Linked DNA regions of Homo sapiens: region 2 is linked to region 1. The links are chromatin loops, found by intact Hi-C in ENCODE. Cell type or tissue: gastrocnemius medialis. All regions are shown on one strand. Links, peaks and the distances in the headings refer to the core of each region. The heading gives the core; the rest is flanking DNA.

What was found. A loop is a pair of places that touch in the nucleus more often than their neighbours do. Peaks named below come from ENCODE experiments on the same cell type or tissue, not always from the same donor. Only the 100,000 strongest peaks of a DNase experiment are listed, where the experiment ranks them.
Region 2: a loop joins it to region 1, with 2.5 times the contacts of the local background. A loop is called at or near these places in 24 of 110 quality-filtered maps.

What each region holds. Positions count from the first base shown.
Region 1 is chr5:150,789,323-150,792,238 of GRCh38, reverse strand. The region is part of intron 1 of SMIM3 (small integral membrane protein 3); the gene reads right to left. Among named protein-coding and RNA genes, the nearest start is that of SMIM3, 12 kb to the right of the region's middle. RefSeq lists enhancers at 1,126-2,104, 2,105-2,916. In gastrocnemius medialis, for the core only: no CTCF peak of the experiment used is centred there; a DNase peak (open chromatin) is centred at 1,778; H3K27ac peaks cover 749 bases.
Region 2 is chr5:151,173,426-151,176,341 of GRCh38, reverse strand. It overlaps LOC107986463 (a long non-coding RNA gene), which reads left to right and starts at 883. Exons shown (of 3, transcript XR_001742936.2): 1 at 883-1,153. It also overlaps the pseudogene PDGFRL2P. In gastrocnemius medialis, for the core only: no CTCF peak of the experiment used is centred there; a DNase peak (open chromatin) is centred at 1,371; H3K27ac peaks cover 1,226 bases.

The sequences.
Region 1 (2,916 bases), core at 257-2,756:
GTGATTCTAGGTTCCAAGCAAAATTCCTAATTGCAATCCTATTTCCTATTCTTATCTAATCACTAACTTTTCCTTTCTAATGCCCTTGGCTCCATGTCCACTGTTGCCACCCTAAGTAAGGTATTGATCACCATACCCAAAGGAGAGTACCCAAGAAATACATACAAGGATGTTACTTTCTGCATTATTTGTTAAGGCAACAGACACAACAAGTGTCCACTAATAGTAAAATAAAGAAGGGTATATCTGTATAATGGGATGCCATGCAACAATTTTCATGTATTCATTCACTCACCCATTCATTCATTCATTTAACAAGTATATAGTACTTACTCCACATCAATCATTGTTCCAAATGCATTACAAATATTAATTTACTTAATTAATACAGCTACTATGAAAAACAGAATGGAGGTTCCTCAAATAATTGAAAATAGAGTCACTATATGATCTCAGTAATCTCACTTCTGGGCATATAACCAAAGGATTTGAAATCAGTATGTCAAAGAGATTTCTGCACTCCCATGTTTATTTCAGCATTATTCACAAGAGCCAAGTTATGGAATAAACCTAAGTGTCTATTAACCATGAATGGATAGAGATAATGTGGCATATACTCAATGGAATATTATTTAGTCTTAGAAAAGAAGGAAATTAGTGCCATTTGTGACAACATAGATGAACATGAGGACATTATGCTAAAGGATATAAGCCAGGCACAGAAAGACAAATATCTCAAGTTCTCATTTATATATGGAAGCTAAAAATATCAGACCCATAGAAGCAGAAAGCAAAGCCTCTGGTGGTCACCAGAGGCTGGAAGGTCGGGGGAATGGGGAGATACTGGTCAAAGGGTATTATGTTTCAGTTAGGCAGGAGGAATAAATAAGTACTGAGATAAAAAAATTAATTTATTTATTAGTCATTTAAGAGGAATCTGATCTGTAGTGAACTCCAAAAGTTTTAAGTGGAAAAAATAAAAATAAAGTGCAGAACACTTGTGTATAGGATGATTCCTTTGGTTCAGATTTTGTAGAATTAAGTAGGGAAATAGGCGAGGATATATACAGGAAAATTACTTTCTGAGTGTACTCTCAAGAAAGTGTTAATAGTGGTTACCTTTTCGGGAGCTGGACTAGGAATAAGAGGTTTTGCTTTTCATTCTTCATTCATAAAACATGATTTTATGCCGTTTGAATTTTCTCAACATGAGCATTTATTACTTCTAATTTTTTATGCCAACTGGGTTAAGGGGGCAAAGAGGCTTTTTTTTTGTTTTTGTCTTAATAATTCTCCATCTTAAAAAGTAAAAACACACATATACAATTTTAAAATCAAATAAAATTAAGAGATGAGACTAGATCAGCAGTCACCAAATGCCACATACCATGGTAAGTGACCTTAAGACAGTATAAAAGAACACTGATTTCTGGGTCTCAATCCATACATACTGAATTAGACTCAAAGGGGATGAGGAGGAGCCCTTTTTTCCCATTGTCCAGGTGATTCCAACGTGCAGCCAGATTTGGGAACCTCTGGACTCAACAAATCTTTAAGACCCCTAAGGCCTTTTCTGGCATTAAGATTTGGGAATTGATTCCCAGGTGCTCTGCAGCCAGGCTGGGCAGATCTGGGCAAGTTCCCAGATGAAGGAGAAGCCTCTGACAAAGCTCCCCAGGGCCATAGGATTATCTGCCGAGCTTGCAGAGGAGACAGAAGCACAGGCTGGCCCTGTCTCAGCCTAGGAAATGGAGTAACTTTCCCCAAGGTCTAAGACACAGAAGCATGAGTCACAGGAGACTGAAACTGTTAGAGGACCGGGGGCGGGATAAATCATTCTTTGTGGTCTCCTGACTACATCAACAGCTAGCTGCCTTAGACTAAAGGAACCCCACAAGAGTCCTTTCCTGTAAACCCTTTAACATCAAACAGTCTTCCTGACTTCAAATGCCAGGAAGACGTAATCACCCTGGCTGATTTTCATAAGCAAAGCCTGTAAGATACAGGAACTCAGGCTTCGGGGCTCATCCACAATCAAGAATCCTGGAACATTAAAGCTAGAATGAGTGCCATTTCACAGATGGTGAAACTGAGGTCCAGGGGGTCTTCTCCCTCCTGCAGTCTTACTCCTTAAGGGAATAATCATTCAAATACATAGATCTGATCGTGTCGCTGCCCCTAACTAAAACAAAACAGAACAAGTAGATGAATAAATGAAATTCTTCTGTAACCTGTATCCTAGACTGTACTAATATTACTCTTTTGCAAATGAAATTGTTATTCTAACCCCAATACCCAACAGCTAAAGTAAGGCTGCTCTAGTAGAGCCTGGAAAGTGGGGGCCTGGCAGGGGAAGCGTGCAGTCCTACCTACCCAGCAGAGCTGAATACATTATCCTCAGAGACCCTAAGCACTAGAGATGAGGGTGCCCACCCCCTTCACATATGCAATTCAAACTAAAAATAATACTACACCATAACACACAAACTTTGCATGTTACGAAATTAAAGTCGGTTCTTTCTTCTAACTGAAAAAATTGGAAAAAACTTTTCCCAGCTGTCCTTTGGCATGCCTGCTCAGTGCAGCGGGCTTACTTGGTAGGGCAGTGCTACTATTCAGTTTCCCCTCGACCCCCTGGGCTCCTCAGAACATAGTGTGAAAGCCACAAGTTGCAATGTTCTCCAAGGGCCCTTCCAGAGCTACTGTTCCAAGATTCTAAGGCTGGCCATAGAAGTAGTCGGGTGTCAGAGGGCACAGGGAGCTCTATCTCCCTGTTTCACTCTTCTCGAAACTCAAACGTGTCCTTTGCTGCACTGTTCTTCCCCATGTAACATGGGTTCCAGTCGCTTCCACCTCTCCCTACTGTCAAAGAAAAATTTTGTCTCCCAAATAAGAGCTAAGCAAACCATATCTTCA
Region 2 (2,916 bases), core at 95-2,594, 380 kb before region 1:
TCCCAGAGTGCTGAGATTACAGGCATAAGCCACCACGCCTGGCCTTCAAAGTACTTTTTAACACCACAATCTCAGGTCAGATTCTTGGGTGCACTATGATGTAACGAGCAGGAATGGTCTGGGGACCAGCTTTTAAGAGCGGTGCTGTCCAATGGAACTTTATGTGTTGATGAAAATGTTCTGTATTTATGTTGCCCAATATGTAACCACTCAGCATATGTGGCTCCTGGACACTTGAAATACAGTTAGTGCAGCTGGAGAACTGAATAATTAACTTTCTTTAACGCTAATTAACTTAAATAGCCACATCTGTTTTGTGGCTTATGTATTAGGTGAAGTTGGAATCACCTGAGGTGCTTTTAAAATGACCAATTCCTGACCCCCAGACCAAGTGAATTAGAACTTGCCTTGCGGAAAAGGGGATTGGTGTCTGTGCTTTAAAGTTCTACAGGTGACCCTAATTTGCAGCCAGAGTTGAGAAGCGCTGACTGTGGGTTCCCACCTCTGTCTGAAGATTGGAATCACCTGTAGGGTTTGTTGACATGGCAGGTGCCCAGACTCCACACAGTCTTAATGGGAGTGAGGCCCAGGAATCTGTTTTCAACAGGCTCCCAGGTGATGCTTGGTAGTAGGGGTCATGAACCTCTAGATAGGGCTGGGCGCAGTGGCTCATGCCTGTAATCCTAGCACTTTGGGAGGCCAAGGCAGGAAGATAGGTTGAGTCCAGGAGTTCAAGACCAGCCTGGGCAACATAGTGAAATCCCATCTCTACAAAAAATACAAAAATTAACTAGGTATAGTGGTATATACCTGTAGTCCCAGTTACTTGGGAGGCTGAGGTGGGAGAATCACCTGTGCCCAGGAGGTCGAGGCTGCAGTGAGCTGTGATCATGCCACTGCACTCCAGCCTAGGCAAGACCGTAAGACCCAGTCTCATAAAACAAAACAAAAGCAATAACCTCTCGATTGGATAATTGTTACTGTTTTGGTTGCATTTGAGTAAGAGACATTGCTGACTATGAAGAGTCCTGTGTTTCCTCTGTTGGACAAAGCTGGACTCTGTGACTACTCAGTTCTCCATGGAACTAGCCATAGAATCTTTGAATGTCCGTGAAGGATCTTGGAGGACTAGTACACTCCCCTCATCTTACAGGTGAGTCTAAAGAGAAAGCCCAAAGAAGGTTATGTTTGGAGGACTTTCCTGGACGCAGGTTCTTGGAGACCCTGACTCCAGGGCACCTGTGAAGAAGATGAAAGTCTTTCTCTGGTAGGCCAGGCATTCAGCGCATGCGCCGTCCTGACAGTGCGGAGCCCAACAGCTATATTCCCCGGTGTCTGCGCCAGAGGAGTTCACCAGCAGCAGCTGGCTGCACTGGCTGAAGTGCTTGATTCTGAAAGACAGATGGTAGGGGCGGGACGGGCAGGCGATGGGGATGGCCCGATACTCCTAGTGGGCAGCATTTGGTCTACTGACAGTCCTCCCTCCCATCACCAACTTTCATCACCCACCCACCCACCCAATCTTTCCCCCTTTCTCAATGGATCTGTTAGGATTTGCATTGGCCCCACCCGTAGTTTCTGATTGGCTCGCCTAACCCTCCTTCCCTTTGACTTTGCACTTCACGAATGGAATGCCACAAGCGTCTTTGTGCTCCTCGGCACCTTCCTGATGTCTCTTGGTGCAAGCCTGCAAATGCTTTCCATGCACTTCCACCCACAAAGGAGGCAGAGTCCCAGAGCCATCTTAAGAGGCTGAAGTGAGAGAGGATAGGCGAATCTTTGGAACCCAGTTTTCTATCCCAGCCTCTGCCTGATTTCCTTCTGGACTGGCAGAGGGAAATACTGGTGGGTCAACTTTGCTTTCATTTTTGGCCTCCCTATTATGGTGTCCTTGGCAGAAGAGTGGTATTCAGCCTGCCATCCGCCACAGATAGGTCAGACAGGCAGGCAGCCTCTTGCTTTTCCATTGCCACGTCCCTCCCTAGAGGCACTATTTGTGGTCCACCCCCTACCCTCATTTAAGCAGCCCAGGATTGTGGGAAGGTTGCTTGTCTCCTACTCTGTTCAATCACTATGCATCTGATGGGGCTCGCGGGCCCATCTTACTGTTTCTTTTAGGTGCCTATGGTTGTACATAACAGGATGCCCAGTGTGGGTCCTGAGCCATCTTAATCCCTGTAAACTGTTGTCACTGTGCTTGTGAACTGCTGCCCAACATCCTCTGACACACTCCTAGACCCATTAAAATTTTGCCAGAGTTCTTCCACCCCATACCTCAGGCGTCCTTCGCCCCTCCTCCTCCAGATATACAGGCACCCTCCAGTGGACCACCTTCCCCCTGCAGTGCTGTTCCAGGGGCTCAAAGAGTCCCCAACCTTCGGGAATCGGGCCTTCCCTACACCTGGGTCAGGTGGGGGGCTTGGGGTTGCAGAGGCTATAGCCTCCATGGGGGTCTTCATCTGCATGGGCTTCTGGCTCCCGTCTGCTTTGGGTTTTCTCTGGCAGGGGGCTCCTGAAAGCTGCACCTCACTGGGGCCAGCTGCTTTGGAGCCCCTCATTTTCTGAGCCTTTGGAGTTCTGCCATGCTCCGGGATTTCACCTGCAGAGAAAACAGGGTGGGTCTGGGATCACCAGCCTTCATTCACCTCAGTGGAACCTCAGAGTTCTGTCAATTTTTACATTTATTACTACCACAAATAATTCTTACTCAGAGAAAAAATTATACAGCTGGCCAGGCGCAGTGACTCACGCCTGTAATCCCAGCACTTTGGGAGGCCGAGGTGGGCGGATCATGAGGTCAGGAGTTCGAGACCAGTCTGGCCAACATGGTGAAACCCCGTTTCTACTAAAAATACAAAAATTAGCCGGGTGTGTTGGCTCATGCCTGTAATCCCAGCTACTCGGGAGGCTGAGGCA